2 separate regions of the Homo sapiens genome follow, and region 2 is linked to region 1. A link is a loop called in an ENCODE intact Hi-C map of the cell type or tissue named here. Cell type or tissue: HepG2. All regions are shown on one strand. Links, peaks and the distances in the headings refer to the core of each region. The heading gives the core; the rest is flanking DNA.

Region 1 (9,107 bases), core at 55-8,054:
GTTTAATGTATGAGAATTAGGGGTGTATTATCAATGATTCATTACATCAGTTGTCATTTTAGGATCCCTGCGTTTTAGAACTTATCATTGCTGCTTTTGATTAAGATATTGGTCAAAGAGTACAAACTTTCAGCTATAATATGAATAAGAACTTGGAATCAAACATAGAGATCTAGTGATATTTAGAGCTAATAATATTGTATTGTTTATTTGAAAATTGGTAAGAAAGCAGATTTTAAGTGTCCTCACCACAAACACACACACACATACTCACACACCCACCTACACCCAATGCTAAGCATAGGTGATGAAGAATGTGCTAATTAATTTGTGGTAATCTTTGTAGCATAAATATATCAAAACAACATATTGTCAAACATCAAAATATATTTTTATTTGTCAACTAAATGCTTTAAAATAAAATATAAATATAAAGAGAAAAATTACTTTTTTTGTTGTTTTTATTGAGACGGAGTCTCGCTTTGTCACCCAGGCTGGAGTGCAGTGGCGCGAACTCGGCTCACTGCAACCTCCGCCTCCCGGGTTCCCGCCATTTTCCTGCCTCAGACTCCCGACTAGCTGGGACTACAGGTGCCCGTCACCATGCCGGTTATTATTATTATTTTGTATTTTTAGTAGAGACGGGGTTTCACCGTGTTAGCCAGGATGGTCCTCAATCTCCTGACCTCGTGATCTGCCCGCCTCAGCCTCCCAAAGTGCTGGGATTACAGGTGTGAGCCACCGCACCCAGCCCTAAAGAGAAAAATTTCTAAACTTTACTTTCTGACAGAAATATTTGGTAGGCAAGCATTCAGCAGAATGGTTGTTCAATAATCTGTGAGTATTTTGTTACAAACAGTGAAATATCAGACTCATCACAGAGATTTTTCCAGCCACGTGAATATTAAAGTACTTACGTAAGCATTTTGGTGGTTCTGACCATTGTCCATTTCTACATGTTATTCGCTTGTTACCCTCAAGTTGATACAAGTTCTGGCATTGGTACTCAACTGATGAAGCTGGAGCATATACTGACAACGGGAATGAAGTAATGTCCCCATTGTCAATAGGTGGAGGGGGCCCACATTTTCCTGTAGAATCTAAAAAACATCATTTCATCACTTGATTTGTTGTGAGAGCAAATCAAAATACAAGTTCAAATAAGGCAAACGCAAACACAGCACTGTATATAATATCAACAGTTTTGTGATTTCTGGTGAAAGAAATGAGTCCTGGAAGAAATTTTAACCCTTTAAACTGAAAGTAATATATTTAAGTTCTTTTCTCCGTACTGAAAGAACACATAAAACATTAACAAATATTGCTGCTTATGGTAGACCAGGATTAAGAAATGTCTTTCCGAATGAATACATGCTAAACATAGAAAACTATGACAAAGGAAGTTTCTTATTTCATATTCGAAAAATCCCATAGGAATTATAAAATGGAAAAGTATGACAAAAATTTTTTAAAAACACTGAATATACTTAATAATACATGGGGAGCTGACAGACAAATAAATCCATGAACTTGAACATACAGCAATATAAATTACCCACTCTGAAAATAAACTGAAAACAAAAAACTGAACTGAGACATTCAGAAAAATACAACAACAAATAATGCCGATGCAGAAAAAGAAGAGAAAGGATATTGGGCTGGAAAAATGAATAAATAAAATGATGCCTGAAAACTTCCCATTTTGACCATAAGGTATAAACTTATATTTAAGAAGCTGAGTGAACTCCAAAGAGGATAAAAACATTGGAATTTATACCAATATACATTAAAATAAAACTACTTTAAAAAAAGAAAAAAATACCTTGAAAGCAACTAGACAAAAACTATGCTTTTCCTCGAGGGGATCAACAATTCAAATGATGCTGAGTTTTTCATCTATAACCATGTGGCACGGTTTTCAAGTGTTCAAAGAACTGTCAACTCCAAATTTGATATCCAGTGACACGATCTTTTACAAGTAAGGGGATCAATACAGACATTCTCAGAGAAAGGGATACCAAGGGAATTTGTCTCCAGTAGACCTATGCCTAAAGATTAACTAAAGGAATTCTTCAAATTAAAATAAAACAGATAAAAGAAAGAGCTTGAGACTTTAGGATCCTGAAAAAATAGAAAAATAGAATGGATAAACAGAGGAGTCAATATAACAGGATATCTTTTTCCTCATAAGTTTTTTCAATTATGTTCGATATTTGAAGCAAGTGAGTTTAATATGGAGCTCAATGTATGCAGAGAAAATACTAGTGGCATTTATACTTACAACGTGGAGAGTGTAAATGGATCTACATGAAAGTAAGGTTTCCATATTCCAGTTGTAGATTTAAATGTCAGTGCCAGTAGACAGTAATATATTATTACATATATAGTATTAGCTAGAGCAACAACTTTTTAAAAGGAGGAGAAAAGCTATACAAAGAGATAGAATGGAAAACAATACATATGAATCGAAATTAATCTCCTTAATAATTTCCCTACAGGGAATGGAGGAATAGGGAAATAGGACTGAAACCCAGAGGAAACAGGCAGAAACAAATAAACGACAGAGATTTAAGTCCTATATATCAATAATTATTTTAAGTGTAAATGGTCCAAGTGCACCAGTTAACAGGCCATGAAAGGATGAATGGATATGTAAACATGACCCAACTATATGCTGTCTACAAAAACTCACTTCAATAATAAACATAGGTAGAGTCTAAGTAAAATAGTGAAAAAAAAAATACAGAAAAACATTAATTTTAAAACATAAAGGTGAGTAAGATACAATTTCCTTTTTTGGTTTCCCTTATTTCATCTCTTTATATTAGAATGACCCAGGACTATGTGCTCGGACTTCTTTTTATAAATACAGTCAGTCACACACCTTTAAATATAATCCATATACTGAAGATGCCCACATTTATATCACAGTCTATGATCTCTCTTCAACTGCCTATTCCATATCTTAGAATGCACATCACTTATGGCTGTCAAATGCACATAATGTATCTTTTATTACACGTATTCCTGAGAAGGAACTAAGTGTTGTAATGCTTAAAAAGTATTGTTTTTCAGGTTCCAACTCTCAATTTGGTCGAATCTTTCTGGAAAATAATATACCCTATTACTTGTGTTCTGTTCACAGGAAGAATTGAATTTTAAGCACCATCAGTCATTTTATTTGCATTTGAAAAATCTATTAATAAAAATGACTTCATTTTGTTTAAATCAACATATTTTAACCCTGCTATACTCCCCCAAAATGTTAAAAGAAATATAATACTCTACCTTTGCATTGAGGTGGTTCCGTCCAGTTTCCATTTAAACACATCACTTCTTCATCCCCAAACATTTCATAAGGGCTCCTACATTGATAACGTACTCTCTCACCAGATGGATATTTACTCATCTGTCTCGACACTATATAAGCATTTTGTACTGTGGGCGGATTCACACAGGAGGTGTCTGAATAGAAAAAAAAGAAGTGGTTCCACCTAGTGTTCATTTTGAGTAGCAAATCAACTGATAACAGTTACAAATATATTTCAAGACGAATTTAAAATAAGTAGACAATCTCATCAAATATTTTGTTGATTTTAATAAATTTAAATGTAATATTGAGGAAAAGACATGAAACTATTTTTTGTAAGGTACAAGCGTTGATGTTTTAAATTTCTTCTTCATCCTTCGCTAGAACACTGATAGACCTTTATTTTTCCCTTCTGGAAGCCAGTGTAAACGAAAGTTTTCCTGGATATCTCTCTTTGAGTTTGAGTAAACAAATATTACCAGTTCTATTTATTTAACATTAATTTATAAAATGCAAAAAGTCAGCATAAATAGATTATGTGATACCAGATTTTTGTTTGCAATCATCCTGCTTATACATTTTAGCCTCTTAAAAATAAACTCAAATAGGCATTTTCTTAGCGAATAAGCAAAGAATTAAAAACACATTTTGAAAATTACCCAAGTTAAAAGGAGGAAGAATGGTTAATCAAAGGATCCAAATTGGAGATGTGGAAAAATTTTTTTAAAAAGCCTATAATAATAAAAATAACCTCAGATAATTTAATTGCCAATGATTAAGGATATTATGCTGAACAATGCAAAATTCATCAGAGAGTTTCATATCCATGTGTAGTGAATAGACTATAGCAATGCTTCTCACTCGGAAGTGTAAATAGAATTCCCTGGAGGTGTTGGTAAAACAGTTTCAGGGTTTTACTTTGAGACTTTTGATTCTGGATGTCTAGAATGAGCTTACGGAATTTTATTTTCATTTCAAACAATCTCCAAGAAGATGATGATGCTACCGGTTTAGCGACCACACTTTGAGAACTATTGAGCTAAGATTAATCATCAAATACTCAGTTCCATCTTTTTATTTTTAGGCATACGACTACTTTGTCCTGCCGTAAAAACTTAATTTATGTCCATTTTAATGATGTTAGAGACAATTCTATATTTTATTCCCAAAACACTCTATATAAATAAATTGTACTTATATATTTATTTATTTCAGGTTTATTTATTTTTTTGAGACGGAATCTCACTCTGTCACCCTGGGTGGAGTGCAGTGGCACGATCTTGGCCCACTTCAATCTTCATCTCCCTGGTTCAAGCGATTCTCCTGCCTCAGTCTCCCAAGTAGCTGGGACTTCAGATGCATGTCACCATGCCCCACTATTTTTTTGTATTTTTAGTAGAGACGGGTTTTCACCATGTTGGCCAGGCTGGTCTCGAACTCCTGACCTCAAGTGATCCGCCCACCTCGGCCTCCCAAAGTGCTGGGATTACAGGCGCCAGCCACTGGGCTGGGCCCACACATTATATAAATAAATTTTGAAAATTCACCAAAGTACCTCTGCATGTTGGCCTTCCTGTCCATCTGCTATTAATGCATGTTACATTACTGGCTCCATCCATTTTGTAATATGTTGCACAAGTGTAAGTCACTTGCTCACCCGCCTTATACACATCCTTCTTCTCTCCCATGGGTATGGCATTTTCAAAGCTAGGTAAACTGAGACAATCTGTTTCTGAAATAGGAAAAATATGTATTTGTTCCGCAAATCTTTAAAAATAGGTTACATACAATACATGTAATGGATTCTAAAATAGCGATATATAGAATCAATGAATACTGTACAACATTTTTCTTATAACTTGAGAAAATATATTAGCCATTTTGTCTTAATTACATTAAATTCTTCTAAATCTATTAAAAATACAAGATAGAAATGATATTAGAAGACTGAAGAAATATTGGTAGCCGTAGCAATTGAGATTACACATTTTTTTGTTCACATTATTTTTGTCCATACTTGCCACCTGATATGGTTAGGCTTTGTGTCCTCACCCAAATCTCATCTTGAATAATAATCTCCAGGTGTTGAGAGAGAGACCTGGTGGGAAGTGATTGGATCATGGTGGCAGTTTCCCACATGCTGTTCTCACGATGGTGAGTGAGTTCTCACAAGATATGATGATTTAATAACTGTTTAGAAGTTCCTCCTTCACTCACTCCTCTCTCTCCTGCCACCTTGTGAAGAAGGTGCCTGCTTCCCCTTCAGCGGTAATGGTAAGTTTCATGACACCTCCTCAGTCATGAGGAACTGTGATCAATTAAAATTTTTTCTTTTATAAATTACCCAGTCTCAGGAAGGTCTTTACAGCAGTGTGAAAACGGAATAATACACCACCTATATTGTGTGTGCATTTCCAAATTTTTTGCTTCTATCAAATGTGAAATACTTATAATGATTTTTTAAAATATTTCAGAAAATGTACTTATAGGCAGATTGTTGATAAACTGACAGAAGATTGAATAATGTGGAGATTGATGAGTAGAGGCAGCTGTGCCCTAAGAACAGAGATGAGAAGTCTGAGAATATACATCAGAGGATGCTTAAAGTTCACACAAGATGATGTGAAAATGAACTAATTTGGCTTATAATGTCAAATGTTTTAATTACTACAGCTATAATTTCCCACAGCAGTCCAGAATATTCAAGAAAACCTTATGAATTTCTAGAGTCCCTGTTTACTTTCTTATTGGTACCACTTACACTTTGAATGAAGAATATTTATCATACATATAATAAAATTCAATGCACCATACTTATGCATGATGGAGGGTGAGACCATTTTTCTCCTAAGCATTTTGCAATTGCAGGCCCATCAATTCCAAAACCTTCAAAACATTTGTACGTAACTTCTTCTCCATACTGATAACTGTCTGACATGTGAGCTACAACACCATGAGAAATCTCAGGTGGAGATTTACAAGGAAGGCCTAAAAAAAAAAGAATGAATTCAGGTTTCACTAACTCATAAATTTAATTTTATATGCCTGTTTTAATATTAAGTAGTTTTATTTGAAAATAAACAATACAGGAGCTACTATGACATCACAGAGAAGTAACACAAATGTTTCCTAAAACTAGCCTTCTGGTGTCTGTCTGTCTATCGGACTGTCACCAACTGAAGAAGGACTTGAAACTAAAAATAGCAATACATTTCAGAAAGAGATCATCTATGCCTGGTAAACAATGCCTCTGTAAACTTACTAGTGATAATAAGATACACATTGAGAGTTAACGATTCCAGGTAAAACATAATATATTGTAGGAAATAAGAAGGGGCATTGTGGGAAGAATGTAAAAGAAGTTTTAAAACATAGTGGCAAAGCAAACATGACAACTTGCAGAACAGGTTTAGCTGTGTCCCCACCCAAATCTCATCGTGAATTGCAATTGCCATAATCCTCACGTGTTGTGGATGGGACCTGGTGGGAGAAAATTGAATCATGAGGGCGATTTTTCCTCTGCTGCTGTTCTCATGATACTGCGTGAGTTCTCCTGAGATCTGATGGTTTTATAAGGAGCTTTTCTGTCTTTGCTTTGCACTTCTCCTTCCTGTCATCATGTGAAGAAGGACATGTTTGCTTACCCTTCCACCAGGGTTGTAAGTTTCCTGAGGCCTCCCAGCCATGTGGAATTGTGAGTCAATTACACCTCTTTCCTTTATAAATTATGCAGTCTTGGGTAGTTCTTTATAGCAGCATGATAACAGACTAATACAGTAAATTGGTACTGCAGAGAGTAGGGTGCTGCTGTAAAGATAACCAAAAATGTGGAAGCAGCTTTGGAACTGGATAACAGGCAGGGGTTAGAACCATTTGGAGGGGTCAGAAGAAGACAGGAGAATGTTAAAATGTTTGGAACTTCCTAGGGAGTTGGACGGCTCAGAAGACAAGATGTGGGAAAGTTTGGCACTTCCTAGAGGCTTGTTGAATGGCTTTGACCAAAATACTCACAGTGATATGGACAATGAAGTCCAGGATGGGGTGGTCACAGATGAAGATGAGGTGAGGAACTTGTTTGAAACTGGAGTAAAGGTCACTCCTGCTATGCAAAGAGACTGGTGGCATATTGCCCTGCCTTAGAGATCTGTGGAACTTTGAACTTGAGAGAGATGATTTAGGGTATCTGGCAGAATAAACTTCTAAGTGGCAAAGAGCTCAAGAGGAAGCAGAGCATAAAAGTTTGGAAAATGTGCAGCTTGTAAATGCAATAGAAAATAAAACTTCATTTTTCTGGGGAGAAATTCAAGCCTGCTGCAGAAATTTGCAAAAATAATAAGGAGCCAAAGTTAATCACCAAGACAATGGGGAATATATCTCCGGGGCATGTCAGAGGCCTTCATGACACCCCCACCCATCACAGGCCCAGAAGCCCAGGAGGGAAAAATGGTTTGATGGACCTGGATCAGGTCCCTGCTGCTCTATGCAGCCTCAGGACTGTATCCCAGCTGCTTCAGCTCCAGCTGTGGCTAAAAGGGGCCAACAAACAGCTTGGTCCATTGCCTCAAAGGGTGAAACCCCAAGCCTTGGTGGATTACATGTAGTCTTGGGCCTGTGGGTGCACACAAGTCAAGAATTGAGGTTTGGGAACCTACAACTAGGTTGCAGAGGATATATGAAAATACCTGGATGTCCAGGCAGAAGTTTGCTGCAGGGGGGAGCCCACATGGAGAACCTCTGCTAGGCCATTGAGGAAAGGAAATGTGGGGTCAGAGCCCTCACATAGAGTCCCCACTGAGGCACTGCCTTGTGGAGCTGTGAGAACAGGACCACAATCATTGAAGCCCCAGAATGGTAGATCCATCAATAGCTTGCACTATGTTCCTGGAAAAGCCACAGACACTCAATGCCAGCCCATGAAAGCAACCAGGAGGGGGACAAAGCCACATCTGCACAAGGCTGTGGGAGCCCATCTCTTGCATCAGCATGACCTGAATGTGAGACATGGAGTCAAAGGAGATAATCTTGGAAATTTAAGGTTTAATGACTGCCCTATTAAATTTCAGACTTCCATCAAGCATATAGCCACTTTGTTTCAGCCATTTCCTCCCTTTTGGAATGGAAGCATTTACCCAATCCCTGTACCCCCATTGTGTCTAGGAAATAACCAACTTGCTTTTGATTTTACAGGCTCATAAGCAGAGAGGACTTGCCTTGTCTCAGATGAGACTTTGGATATGAACTTTTGAGTTAATGCTGGAATAAGTTAAGATTTGGAGGACTGTTGGGAAGGCATGATTGTGTTTTGAATTGTGAGGACATAGACTTGGGATAGGCCATGGTGGAATGATAGGATTTGACTGTATCTCCAACCAAATAACAATTTGAATTGTACTTCCCATAATCTCCATGTTTTGTGGGAGGGACTCAGTAGGAAGTAGTTGAATAATGGGGGCAGTTATCCCCATGCTTCTGTTCTCAGGATAGTGAGTGTGTTTTCATGAGATCTAATGGTTTTATAAGGGCCTTTTCCCTTTGGTCAGAACTTCTCCTTCCTGTCTTCATGCGTTTGCTTCTCCCTCCACCATGATTGTAAGTTTCCTAAGACCTCCTCAGCCATGCAGAACAGTGAGCCAATTAAACCTTTTTTTGTATGTATAAATTATCCAGTATTGGGCAGTTCTTTATGGCAGCATGAGAATAATACAGATAGGTTTAATTTCACTAGATATTATTTTTTAATGCCAGAATACAAAGTGACTCTATCATGAACAAATAAAATTAACATAAATAGAATAGA
Region 2 (13,980 bases), core at 2,177-10,176, 590 kb before region 1:
GCTTAGCTATTTCTACTGCAGTCTGTGAATGAGATTTTCCATGGCTATTTTACTTGGCATAACTAAGGTCATGGAAGAGTGGAAAGAACATAAATTTTTTTGACAGACCATCCAGGACTGAGCTCTGCTCTATCACTACTAACAACGAGGTTGGATACAGTAAATGCTACATCAATGGTAGGTATTACTATAGTGTGTTTGTCATTTCCTGCATTCCACCCTTAATTCTTCAGGGTAGGTAGAATAAAAAATGTTTGAAAAGTGACTGGAAGCAAAGACAACTCTAAAAGAGAATTTAGAATAACCTTAAATTCACTTATCAATAAATATAAATGACATTACTGGGAGTATAAAATATAGAGACTGGAAAAATTTGGAGCAGCCAGCGTGTCAAATACCATTTAAAAAAATCAACAATTAATGTAGAAAAAGCCACAAAGCAATAGCAAATATATAGCTAAAATTAGGTAATAAATATTTGAAGTGGATTAATAGCTTTACAGCTAGACGAGAAGAAGGTAGAAAATGGGGCTTTCCACTACTGGAAAGTTGAAGGTCAAAAACAAGAATGTTTAGAGAGCAATGACAGACACATTCTTGAGATGCTTCTCATTAAGTCCATGATTGTTGGGGAGATGTCAAGATAGAGAAGGAGTGAGAGAGAGTATGGGTATGGAAAGGCCAGGCGACAGAGGTTCTGCTAAAAATTCAATAGTAGAAAGGAAATGAGAAGCCTCAGGATGTGGTGACAATTTCTGTTGTAAAGCAGGTTTGAATGACGCCAGGGTCTAACTTGAAATTGGATCAATGTATGGCTGCAGTGGAATAAAGATGAAGGTGACTGAGAATAAGAAGCTCACAGAATTCCAAAAGCATGGTCCATACAATTCCAATGGCTCCTATTAAAATTCTGTCATCATTCTACATGCTAGTCATATGTCATACCAGACTGTTTGCTTTTCCTCAAACCTACCATATACCTCTACCACTCAAAGTTTTTGTATACACTGATCTCTGTCTGGAATGCTTTTTCCCCCTTGTCCACCCAAGGAAGCCATCCTTTTAAAACTGAAGTTAAATGTCCCACTAGTGGACTCATGGGAACAGTGGTTTCAGCAAGAAAGCCAACCTTCCCTCTTGGCCTTAAGAATGAATCATGGAGATAAGGACTCTTCAAAGAGGATTGTGTGGAAAGTGGTTTCATTGAATAAATGCCAAGTTTCAGCAAAAGCCATGGGATTAAAGGTGCATTGGGAAAAAAAATGTTTGGTTTATCTATTCGTAGTTGAGAAGAGACTATAGGTAGAGAAACAGGTGATCATTCTCACAGAAGTCAGAAAGATTTTTCCCTGTGACGTTTTCACATAAGCGAATGTAGATATACATTAGCATTCTGTACCTCCAGACCAGATCACCCTTTTCTTTTTTTTTTCTGAGATGGAGTCTCACTCATCTCACTTTGCCACCAGTGGTGCTTTCTTGGCTCGCTGCAACCTCTGCCTCCCAGGTTTAAGCAATTCTCATGCCTCAGCCTTCCAAGTAGCTGAGACTACAGGCGCATGCCATCATGCTTGGCTAATTTTTGTATTTTTTGTAGAGATGGGGTTTCACCATGTTGGTCAGGCTGGTCTCAAACTCCTGACCTCAAGTGATCCGCCTGCCTCAGCCTCCCAAAGTGCTGGGATTACAGGCATGAGCCACTGCGTCTGGCCCAGATCATCCTCCTGATACCGTCTAGAATGTCTTCTTCAGTTATCTCACAGGCATTGAGATCTCAATGGCATTGAGTTATCTCACAGGCATTGGCTGTGTCCCCATCCAAATCCCATCTTGAATTCCCAGGTGTTATGGGATGGACCCTGTGGGAGGTAATTGAATCATGGGGGCAGGTCTTTCCTGTGCTGTTCTTGTGATAGTGAATAAGTCTCACAAGATCTGATGGTTTTATTAGGGGGAGTTTCCCTGCACAAGCTCTCTCTTTGCCTGCTGCCATCCATGTAAGACGCAACTTGTTCCTCCTTACCTCCTGCCATGATTGCGAGACCTCCCCAGCCATGTGGAACTGTGAGTTAATTAAACCTTTTTCCTAAATAAATCACCCAGTCTAGGGTATGTCTTTATTAGCAGAGTGAAAATGGACTAATACAGGCATCATTCCACAATTCCAAATAATGATAACCTTCATCTCCCCACCTGTGCTGATTTGCGCCACCCCCATCCCTGCCAAAACTCTCCTCTCAGTGAATGGTATTATCATCCAGGTCATCCAAGCCATAGTTCTAGGAGTTATCATCTTATTTGCCACTATTCCCCGTGTCCTAATTAGTCATCAGATCTCATCATCTCTCTCTTAGAAATGGATCTAAGGTGCCATCCTTATTGCTGTGACCTTAATTCAACCCTCATCATGTCTCATCTGCTCTCACTATTATTGACTTCTCTTTTCGCAATCACTCTCTACATTTCTATAGAAATGTGATCACTATAAAGTACAAATATAATTGTACCCTCGTCTGCTTAAATTTTTGACATCATCCCCTCTCTATCTCCCTGTCTCTGAAATAAAGCATAATTGCCTTGTAATGCAGTAGAAGCTTCTAAAAGATGTAGATTCTACTGGTGCCACCCACAGCAGTGGCCTCACAGCTCCACTGTATCTCAAGACTCCAGGCTGCATATAGGTATTTCCCTTACTTGTAATGCCCCACTCCTCACTCCCTCCTTCCCCAGGCTAGCTCCAGTTAGTTCCCAAATATCCAGTTTGTGTATCCCATGATTCTGGAAACTATAGTTACTTATATTTGCCTCTAATGCTGCTTCACTGTGCTCTCAAAATTCCCCTTAATATAAATGTCTATATATATTGTCCTCAATTGCTTATTTTTCTATTTTATCTACAAAATTGTGAGCTCCTTGAGGTCAGGGCCTTTGACCTTTAACACCAATATCTGTGGCATTTAGCACATATTCTTGAATATTTAAAAAGTGCTCAATAAATGTTGAATGCATGAATAATCAAGTCACAGCTATGGAATAATCAACCACCTCTACAGGAAGGCAAACTGTATGCCAAACAGAGCTTCTCAGTGCTTCCACAAGCCATAAATCAAAAGCCCAAAAGTCAAATTTGTGGCTTTGGCAAATGTTTAAAACCTATTATGGTTTCAGAATGATTGTGCCCCAAACTTGTGATCAGTATTTAGAGACTTTGCACTCCAATTGGCATCTTTCGGCATTTAGAGATCCATGTTAAGATTCCGTGCCACAAGATAATGGACATTATATCCTATCAGGATGGAACAGGTCTTGACTTTGACGCTGTCTTCATCATTCTTTACAGTGGGCAGGGAGCACACCATGCACGCAGCAAGGTGTTGATAAACCATTCTGAATGCCTTTCTCATTATCTGCAGAGTCCACGCTTTGGAAATAATTGTAGTCTGGCTTCAGACTATCATCTTAAATTTCAAATTCCATTCAATGTATGTGATGCCTAACAGGCCTCTATGCATAATATTTTTCTTTTGAATAATAATTATGTATGCTATTTTGGGGCTTTTTATGTATATCAAGTACAACAGTTATCAGTGCAAGTCGGTGACACAAGTATCAGAGCAATGTGGAACTGTAGCATTCGGTTTTCATTATAGTGATAGATTTACAGTAAGTTCTCCTCCTAGATATTATAGTCAATCTGTTTAACATCCTAAAGCAATAAGGAGAGGCTGGATGACTTCCTGCTCTGATTAATAACATAAGCATAACAATGTTTAGCAAGATGTTGTAAGAGATTAAACGTGGATAATTATTATTTTCAGTGGGAACATCTTTGGCGTTTTAGCCAATGAGATTTCTGGCTTGTGAATTTAGACACACCTTTCCTAAGGACACCAAAAATAACAAAATTCTCTTTTTGAATCATTCACTTAAAGCAGATTTTACAAGCCCAGGATTCTATCTCTGAAGGACTGCCGAATTTTGTCAATTCTGACTCCTTTTTTACTCCCTCACATTTTTAACTCTCTAGAACCGAGATGCACTTTACAATCAGCAGTGCCTTAGCCTCTTGTTACAACTTAACCAAATAATTTTTCTTTCTTAATGATATCTGAAATGTATGTAAGACTGATGATGTATTAAATCTGATGATACAGAAAATTTGTCTTTATAAATATTATTAATGCTTTGTCATTATTTTATTTAACTATTTGATTATATTTTATTATTTTGTTATTGTGACTATTATAATCCTTTTTGTTTCTACAAGTTTTGCTTTACTGCTAGACAAAACTGTAATAACCTGTGGTTTCCATATTAAACATTTTTTTCAGGTTTTCTTAATCCTTTTCACATTGTGTCCTCTTTGGTACCATTTTACCATCAGTGAAAGTTTAAGAATGTTCTTGACAGTTTCAAAACCATCTTCCCAGAATATCATGGAGGCTGAAACTAATTCTAGGAAGAGAAAGAATGTCTTCTCTTTGTCAGCCCTAGGAGTGGGGCATTGGGAGGAAATTCTCCTACTTCCTTGTATCTAATGATTACAGTTGTCTGTTTGGAGAACAGTTTCTTCTAATTCTGTGAGCTCATTCTTCATTCCTCTTCTCCAGCCATTTTTCTCTAAATCCATCTGTATGCCATTTCTCCCACTTCACTTGCATCATAAATATCATAAAATTTACAAGATAGTAATATATTATTTTCCCAAGTTAAACGAATGACTTTCCCCCTACACTTTCTATATTTTATACATATATATACACCCACACTTTTTAAAAGAATTATGAAAATAGCAAAATATATATCAAATTTTAAAAGCTGGAGTAACCCATTTCAGAGACTCCAAGATGCTATGTTTGAAAAATACACTACTTTTATGAATGGTTTATGCTTTAATTTTATGTTTTTTTGAAAGATTATAGAAAAATTACAACATTCTCATTTTATGTTAAATACATCAGTATTAAACATTATATATTTTCGTACTTCCATAATTATGTTTTAATCATAGCAAATTACTTTCTTATGTTTCTCTTCATTAGGATAATTACTATTCCTAAATATATGAAATTGTTAAAATAGTAGTAATTTCTTAGTTCTTTATTTTATGATATGGCCATTTTAGAAGTTGAATTCTTGCCTACACATATTAAAATATTACACTTTAAATTTATAAGTGTGGCAGAGAGATTTTGACCGAACTTCAGTTAATCTATTCCTGAGTTGGGTTCTAACAGTATTCAAAAAATAATACTTTCAAGTAATCAGGTATAAGATTACTTGAATGCAATTCAAATATAAGAAAATGATACCTGTAAAAAACAAAGGCAAACATTGTTTAGATACCATAGGTATTCATTAGTAGCAATGTTTTAAGAGACAGAAATATTGGCAATTAACTCTTTCATAGCCTAAATAGTCTATGGAAAAACTTTTGTTAATCCATTTCATTCTCATCATGACCCTAAAAGTTAGGTTGTATTACCATGCCAATCTTTGAATGAGGAAATGGAAGTTCATAATTGTTATTTATCAGTACCAAACCACTAGAGAACATCTAGGCTGAGCCTGGAATCCCTGTCTTCTACTTCCAAATTTGTCTTTCCACCACATCCGTTCTTTATATTACTATATATTTTTTGGCTCATCCCCTTTGCATTCGGACTGGCACACACACCCTGCTGATAACTAGGTAGGCACTAGGAGAAATAGCAGTCACATGTCAGAGAGAAAGCTGTCGTTCTGGCTCATAGATTATAATTTCTTTCTATGTCCTCACATGGTAGAAGGGGTGAGGGATCTCTCTTGGACCTCTTTTATAAGGGCACATAGCCTATTTATGAGAGCTTCCCCGCAATGACCAAATTACCTCCCAAAAGCCTCACCTTTTCATCGCCTTGGACAGCATTTCAACATATACATTTTGGAAGGACCAAACTTTTCAGATCATAGCAACACCTTTCCAAAATATCTCTGCAGTCCTTCTCCCTTGATATTCAACATGTTATTGTTCAAATAATAATAGTAAATGTAGGAGGAAGATACAAGTTTCAGTTTTACATTCTGAAAGGGATGCATTTTTGCTCTACTCATAGGCCATTTTTTTTCCTAGGAACATTTCCTGACTCCAACCAACATTACCAGCTTCTTTCTTTGTTCTTCCACAGCATGATGTTTATAGACAGATGGTAATTGTTGTTTACATTCCTGATCCCAGAATAATTTGTGAGCATTTTGTCAGGAATACATTTTATCTTAGTCACTTTTACATCTCCGAAGTCCGCACAATGCCCAGTGCATTGCAAATATAAGTATTTGCTGAGTGAATATTTGTTATTTTGTGCACTCATTCAACAAACATTTGTCAAAACCTGGAAACTTCATTTATTCATAAAAACTACTTCAAATGACTCTAGTTCTGAGCAAAAGCCTGAACAAGTGTTTAATTTTCTTTATAAGACACCATAAAACATTATCAATTTCATAATTAAGCGCATATAAAAACAACCATTTTTCTTTGATATAATAATATTATTTCTCATGAAATAAGCTTATATTTAATAACATATTTTATTTTCCTCAAATTATTTCCCATGACCATTAAATTATCTATATTATTTGCCACAGATGCCTTCAAAGTGATTTAGTTGATCAAAATATATTTAGAAAAGATAGAACACCAAGCCCAGATTCAAACCTCCACAACGACTGAAATTCGAATTATGTCTTTGATATGTGCCACTGTAATGGCAGTGTCAGTTACATCATACCTCTTAGACTTATGCATCAGCATGGATGAGGACTATTGGAGAAGGCCCAAGAGGAACAGGAATTATCATTAAAAGTAAAAGAAGTGCTGATAGGACACTTTAAATGAGTAACCATCATGTAACCCAGGGAGGTAAAATATGTTGCAGTTGTGTACGTGAAAGACACTGCATGGCAATATGGTGGACAGAAGCTACTAAGAAAGACTGCATTCTTGTTAGAATATTCTAAAGGACAGATTTGTTCTGAATAATCTAGACATTGCCATCAGAGGGCAATAGAGGGCAGAGAGAGAAAGGCATGCTTTCATTTTGTTTGCATGATCCATGATCCTTCTTTGTTAATTTCCATCTTAAATGTTAAGGGTGGAACAGGGAGGGGAGAAAGTTACTGTTAAAACTTGATAGGGGCCGGGCGAGGTGGCTCATGCCTGTAATCCCACCACTCTGGGAGGCCTAGGCGGCGGATCACAGGCTCCGGAGATCGAGGCCACCCTGGCTAACATGGTGAAATGCCATCTCTACTAAAAATGCAAAAAATTAGCTGGGCGTGGTGGCACGCTCCTGTACTCCCAGCTACTAAGGAGGCTGAGGCAGGAGAATTGCTTGAACCTGGGAGGTGGAGGTTGCAGCGAGCCGAGATTGCACCACTGCACTCCAGCCTGGGCAACAGAGAGAGACTCCATCTGAAAAAAAAAATTAAAACAAAAAGAAACAAAAAACTTGATAGGTCTCTTTCACTCTTCTCTCCCACAAGGAGTGGATTTTCTTGGACTATTGTATTAACCTCCCTTAGACACTTGAATTCCATGCTTATCGCCCCCTGCAGTGTATCTTCAACATAATAAGCAGAGTGACCTTGTTAAAATGTAAGTCAAATCATTTCAGTTCTCTGCTCAGAACTCTCCAATAACATCCCATCTCACTTAAAGTAAAAGCCAAAGTCCTTACAATGGCCTACAAGGTCCCAAACAGTCTGACCTCATTATTGCTCTGACCTATCTCCTTCCTCCTTCACTCCAGTCACACTAACTTTATTGCTGCTCCTCAAACATTGCAAGGACTCTTTACCTCAGGGCCTTTGCATCTGCTGTTCCTCTGCCTGGAATGCTATTCCACAAGACATTTCCTTGGTTCCCATCCTCTCCTCTTTAGAACTTTATTCACATGTCACCTTCTCAGTGAAGACTTTCTTGATCATTCTACCTAAAGTTAATCCCTAATACCATTATTTTGTTTTACTTTTCTCCATGCAGTTATTACCCTCTAACCTACTATATACAGTATATCTATTACTTGTTTTATAGACATCTATCTCTTCCTTGCAGAATGTAAGAGACTTTGTCATCACTTCTCTTTACGCTTTCATTTTCAGAACATAGAACAATGCCCAATTCATTGAGGTACTCAATATATATGTGTTGAATAAATTAATGATCTAATGAATTCGACAAATATTTAAAAAATCCATATCATGTGTCTTATAGTCCATCTGGTGCTGGTATAACAGAATATATAGGACTGGGTAATTTATAAAGAACAGAAATTTATTTCTCTTAGCTCCGGATGTTTAAAAGTTCAAGACCAAGGTTCCAGTGGGCTTGGTGTCTGGTAAATCCCCACATCCAAGATGGTGCCATGAAGGCTGCATCCTCCAGAGGATAGGAACATTGTTCCTCACATGGCATAAGAGTGGAAGGGGGTGAACCCACTCCAAAAAGCCCTTTTTATTATGGTATTAATCCATTCCTGAAGGTTCCATCCTCATGGCCTAAATACCTCCTCTTAGTTCCCACCTCCCAATACTATTGCATTGGTGATTATGTCTCCAACACATGAGTATTGGAGGAGGCAATCACTCAAATCATATCATCAAGTACCTAGAACTGTTACTAGCAATAAGTGCTTTATATAAAAGCCTGCTTTTATTGATTTGTGTTTCCTTGCCTCATGGACTTTGTGAAATAACAGTCAAGGATGTCACATGGAAATCCACATAACTGTCTATGTCAGTGGTTCTCAAAGTGTAGTCCCCAAACTAACAGCATCAGCATCACATGGGAACTTGTTTTAAATGCATATTCTTGGACCCCCACCTCAGATCTGTTGAACTGAAAACAGTATTTTATTGATAAGCTGTATAGGTGAGTCTGATGCATGCCAACACTTGAGACCCATTGATCTACATTGTAAGCTTATTAAGTTGACAATGCCAGTTAAACTTTTAATGCATTTGTTTCATATCAGAGTTTTCAAGTTTTCCTTGGATACAATAAGTTTGAAAATACTCTGACCTTGATAAATGTTAAGTGAGTCTTGTTTCTAGAGACATTATACTTTCTCTTTCCTTTCATGCCCATGGCCACTCTCCCAGGCCAGGTCCTAAAACCTTATACCTGGGTTATCACAATGGCCTCCTAACTAGTCTCCATGAACTAACTAGTCTTCTAACTACTCTGTAAGTACAAATACATTTCCTTCACTATATGATGAATTTTTGTACATTTTTATTTCTGCAAGGAAATTCATCATATAGTTGAAAAGTACATTGAATATAGTGCATTTTCTTATTTCCCAAAAGATTACTTTTATACCAAAGATCTATTTTGTAATAGAGGAATAAGATATTTTTCTACATTGATTTGTTTCAACATACATTGAACTGGCCTTTCTCTGCCCTCTTACAGCCCTATTTTTCTCATACTGCAGGCATCTGAATGAGAAAAATGTACATTAATCAATCTGGCTAATTTTAAAGAAGGCCTCAATTATGAAATGATTCATTGCATGAAATTGAACTAAAAGCAGTCACATGCTTAGAGCTAATATTCTTTTCATTAAAAAAGTTTGCATCCACTTACTTTCAGCTTCAATTGGAGTTTTTGCTTATGCACAGCAGATTCTCACCAGCCTCTTCAGTGGCTCTCTCTGAGACCATTTCTGTAGTTCATGAATCACTGCCCATGAAGCATAATGGAGTGCACAGAGGAGAATTCACGCAGTGTGAACCCTCTCTATGTGCTACAGCTCTTTTTCCCCTTCTACCTCTCTGCCTTTTAAAATTTATTACCTTTTCTTACTTTGCTGCTCAGAGGAACACAGGTTTTTTTCTGTAAGAGGAGTTCTTTATGATCACTCTAAATTTGGATGTGGTGCACAGCAGCTAGGTCATTGTAATACAGTTTCCAGGATTCATCAGGAGGTCTAAGTTGAGGCAGAGCACTCCAGCACATCCATGCTGATTGCTGATGGTCTTTTTTCTTTCCTTCTCAACTTTGGCTTTTCCCTTGGTTCTACAGACCTTCTTTGGGGTTCTCGTTAGTTGGCCTGGGCTGCCACAAACACTGGTGGTCATGGGATAGCAATGAAATAAACACACTTCCCTGTGTGTCTAAATGATGGTATGGTGCAAGAAAAATTTCCAAATAAAGCTCACATGAACTTAATATTTGGCCGCCAGCCCTGGCTATACATTAGACTCATCAATTAAATTTGACCCTCTGGAAGTAGAGTCTGAGCACCTCTGTTTCAGAGCTCCCTGGGTAATTGCTAATGAGTAGTCAGGGCTGAGAAACACCCATGAGCTACTAGAACACAGGCCATTCTACTTGTGTAGGAGATTGGTGAGCAAGCCTATGACTGCATTTTTTTTTTTACCCGAACAAGCCTAACCAGCTAATAATAGACCCGATTTTTATCTGCCTTATGAGTCTCTTGTTTAAATTCTGTTTTCAAGAAAGTTTTATATATGTCACTTGAAAAGGTGAAATAATAACATGTAGCTGATTTCATAGAAAACAAGGGAAGAATATAGTCAAATAGGGAACAACACTATTATATCAGGGATTGACAAGGAAAGCATCCTCATTGTGGACCTAAGTGTTATAGTGAGAAAAGGGGACTCATTCCCATTGGACCCTACAGGGATGTGATACAACCTACAGTATAAATGAATTCATTGTAAGGTGAAGTGCCTTATGATGGAATTTGACTACATTTCACATTTAGAATATACTCTTTCTAGCTGTTTTTTTTGTTTGTTTTGTTTTTTGTTTTTTGTTTTTTTGAGACAGGGTCTCACCCTGTCGCTCAGGCTGGAGTGCAATGGCACAATCTCAGCTCACTGCAACCTCTGCCTCCCCAATTCAAGCAATTCTCCTGCCTCAGCCTCCCAGTAGCTGGGACTTGTATTTTTAGTAGAGATGTGGTTTCACCATGTTGGCCAGTGTGGTATCCATCTCCTGACCTCGTGATCTGCCGGCCTCAGCCTCCGAAAGTGCTGGGATTACAGGCGTGAGCCACCACACCTGGCCACCCTTTCCATCTTTTATGCCTAAATTTAGACGACTGAAAGGATTCATTAAAATCCAATTTAATTAAGATATTTAAAAAACATACATTGTAAAATATAGTTTTGCAAGCTGTGTTTTTTTTACAAATATAAGACTATTACACAATACTATAGTTGAAATGAATGAAACATTAATTTGATTTTATATCTATTCCTTTTAATCACCATTCACAATATTGAGATAGAAGCAGAAAATGGAAGACACTATCTTAATGAACTGTATTGATTTTTAAATGTGACCATTGTAAACAAAGCACTTCCAAGCCAGCCCCACAAAAATTTCTTATTTTTATTCAAAAATTTAAAAAATATTGAAATTCACCTGCCATAACTCCACCAAAGAAAGAGACACCTCAGTATGGCATACAAACAAGGAGCTTTTCATACAACTATTGTTTTATAAGCTTTTAAAATATTTCCTATAACTTTTAGATAGTATTGACAATTAAGTCACTTGATAAAATAATTTTCCATTTGACATAAGCATTTTAGCATCATAGAGTATACATAAAATAATACAAAAAGTGAATTCTTATTTAATATTCATTTACCTGAGTTTCAGGATGGGGAAGGGTGCCCAGAAATATATGGAAGAATTGTAAAACTTAGAACAATTTAGTAACAGTTGATTAAGCAGCCATTACTCACAAATACTGAGTCAGGCTCTTGGAGGAAGAGGGCTCCTCTTTTTTTTTTTGAGACGGAGACTGGCTGTGTTGCCCAGGCTGGAGTGCAGTGGCGCGATCTCGGCTCACTGCAAGCTCTGCCTCCCGGGTTCATGAGTAGCTGCGACTACAGGCGCCCGCCACCACACCTGGCTAATTTTTTGTATTTTTAGTAGAGACGGGATTTCACAGTAGTCTCGATCTCCTGACCTCGTGATCCTCCCGCCTCGGCCTCCCAAAGTGCTGGGATTACAGGCGTGAGCCACCGCGCCTGGCCGAGGACTCCTCTTCTTAATCCACTAACTGACATCTAATAGAAACTCAGAAAGTATTGATGAATTAAAGAATAAATATAAAACAATACTCTGTCCTTTAGAAACTAACATTTGGGGGGGGGTGCAAAAACATAGATATATGTAAAATAGGAAAGAATTATAGGGGATTCTTTAATACAGGTGTCAACTAGTACAAACATAATGAATATAATTACTGCAGCAGTGTGGAATTATTATTCCAGCTGGAAAGGAACCTGGAAACACTTCTTGTGTTGGGTGATATTTGAACTAGGTCTTAAAAAGTATAGCAGAACTTCAGAGTAGACATTGTGAAGTGAGGAAGGACATTCCAGGGGGAAAGAAATGACTTGTATAAGAAATGAAGAAGATTTATTAGAGGAAATAGAAGGCTTCGGTGGAATGTGTGAGGACATGGCCACTGTCATGGGCCCAAATTGTGAAGTGCTTTCAGGGAGAGGCTAAAATTATTCTCTGTGTAGTGGGAAGCTCTCAAGGCTCTTCAGAACTACGGCATAGGTCTATTTTAGAAAAGTTATTTCAAAGGCAGTGTTCAGAACAACTTCGAGAAGGTAGAAGCTATAAGTAGAACGTCTGGGAGGTTGTGTAGTAGTACACACAAGAGTTGAAATAAACCTAACCAAGGAAAAGAATGGATGAGCTCAATTTGGAACATATCTTAGATGTCAAAACAGCAGATTCTGAAGACTGGTTGTATGTAAAGGAGGAGGGAGAGGGGAAAAATTTCATTTTAGAGCAACTAGGAATGTGTCTATTTTATAAAATATATAGTTTTAGAATGTTTAAAAGTAAAATGATGCTGGAGGGTTCTGGTGCAAATTTTGAAGAGAAATATTTTCCAAATAGATATATTGCTTAACACTTGGAAAAAGAATGACAAAATAAAGAACTAAGTGTGAAAGTGTTGGGAGAAGAAGGCAAGTTTAAAAGCTGAAAGCCTCAGGAAGGCTTTCAGGAAGGTACAAAAACGGCAAGTGCTAAGGGAGAACATGGTATTAAAATGTGTGTGGTGTCTTAGAGATATGAGTCAGGAACTGTAAGAAAGTGGTGAGCAGAAGTTAGAATGAATGCATGTGAGAAAGCATAGGCTAGGTAAGTTACCCCCTTACAAGTAAATGGAAAAGCCAAAGAATAAAGCAAAGCAAGAAATGTGGCCATCGTGAAGAATTGACCTAAAACAGTAACAGTGATTCAAAAGGATAGGGAGGATAAATACTGAGTGTGAAGAGGCTGAATAGCATGTAACTTGGTAATGATGAGTTGTCAACTTGTTACTTTATTATTAAAATAAAATTCTATCAACAGAAACATTGTAAAGAATAGATAGATAAATATGAGGTACAATTGTTTGCTCTAAGACGTAAAACAAGAACAGGCTTTTTTTCTTAATAAAAATCGTGGTTTATCTGATATACCATGCTCCATCAGCTTTACTACCACTGATCTGTTGATAATACTCAAGTCAGCACTAGAAACCCATCAACTTCCAAACTGCCTTCCCAGAAGGTTGCAGTGCCAGGCTTTGGGGATTAGAAAGCAGGCTTGAACTGGAATGAAAGGAACATGCACTGATGAGGAAACCTGAACTGCCCTTGAGTTTCTCTTGGACCTCATTCATTCTAGACTGAATCCAGTTTTAAATCATGTAGAGCTCCATTTAAAACAGCAACAGTGACAGCAGGCAACCACTTAGAATTCAGTGCATTCAGTGGATTTTCAGCAGTTTAGGGAGTTTCTATCTAGTGATTGATTCCTGTCAAGAACTTGGCCATTTTCATAAATGATTGTGTGAAAAATAAAATGTCACCTCTGCTTCTGCCACTTAGAAAGAGCTAACTACACCATCTGTGATTCAGATATGATCACACTTACCAGAATAATTG

The links. A loop is a pair of places that touch in the nucleus more often than their neighbours do. Peaks named below come from ENCODE experiments on the same cell type or tissue, not always from the same donor. Only the 100,000 strongest peaks of a DNase experiment are listed, where the experiment ranks them.
Region 2: a loop joins it to region 1, with 6 times the contacts of the local background. A loop is called at or near these places in 2 of 110 quality-filtered maps.

Annotation. Positions count from the first base shown.
Region 1 is chr1:196,737,810-196,746,916 of GRCh38, reverse strand. CFH (complement factor H) reads right to left here. Exons shown (of 22, transcript NM_000186.4): 18 at 6,125-6,298; 19 at 4,866-5,042; 20 at 3,289-3,465; 21 at 918-1,100. Among named protein-coding and RNA genes, the nearest start is that of CFHR3, 32 kb to the left of the region's middle. RefSeq lists a silencer at 7,951-8,151. In HepG2, for the core only: a CTCF peak has its summit at 3,482 (motif pointing left); a DNase peak (open chromatin) is centred at 3,446.
Region 2 is chr1:197,328,993-197,342,972 of GRCh38, reverse strand. It overlaps CRB1 (crumbs cell polarity complex component 1), which reads right to left. Exons shown (of 12, transcript NM_201253.3): 2 at 13,970-13,980. Among named protein-coding and RNA genes, the nearest start is that of CRB1, 68 kb to the right of the region's middle. In HepG2, for the core only: a CTCF peak has its summit at 7,043 (motif pointing right); a DNase peak (open chromatin) is centred at 7,042; H3K4me3 peaks cover 557 bases.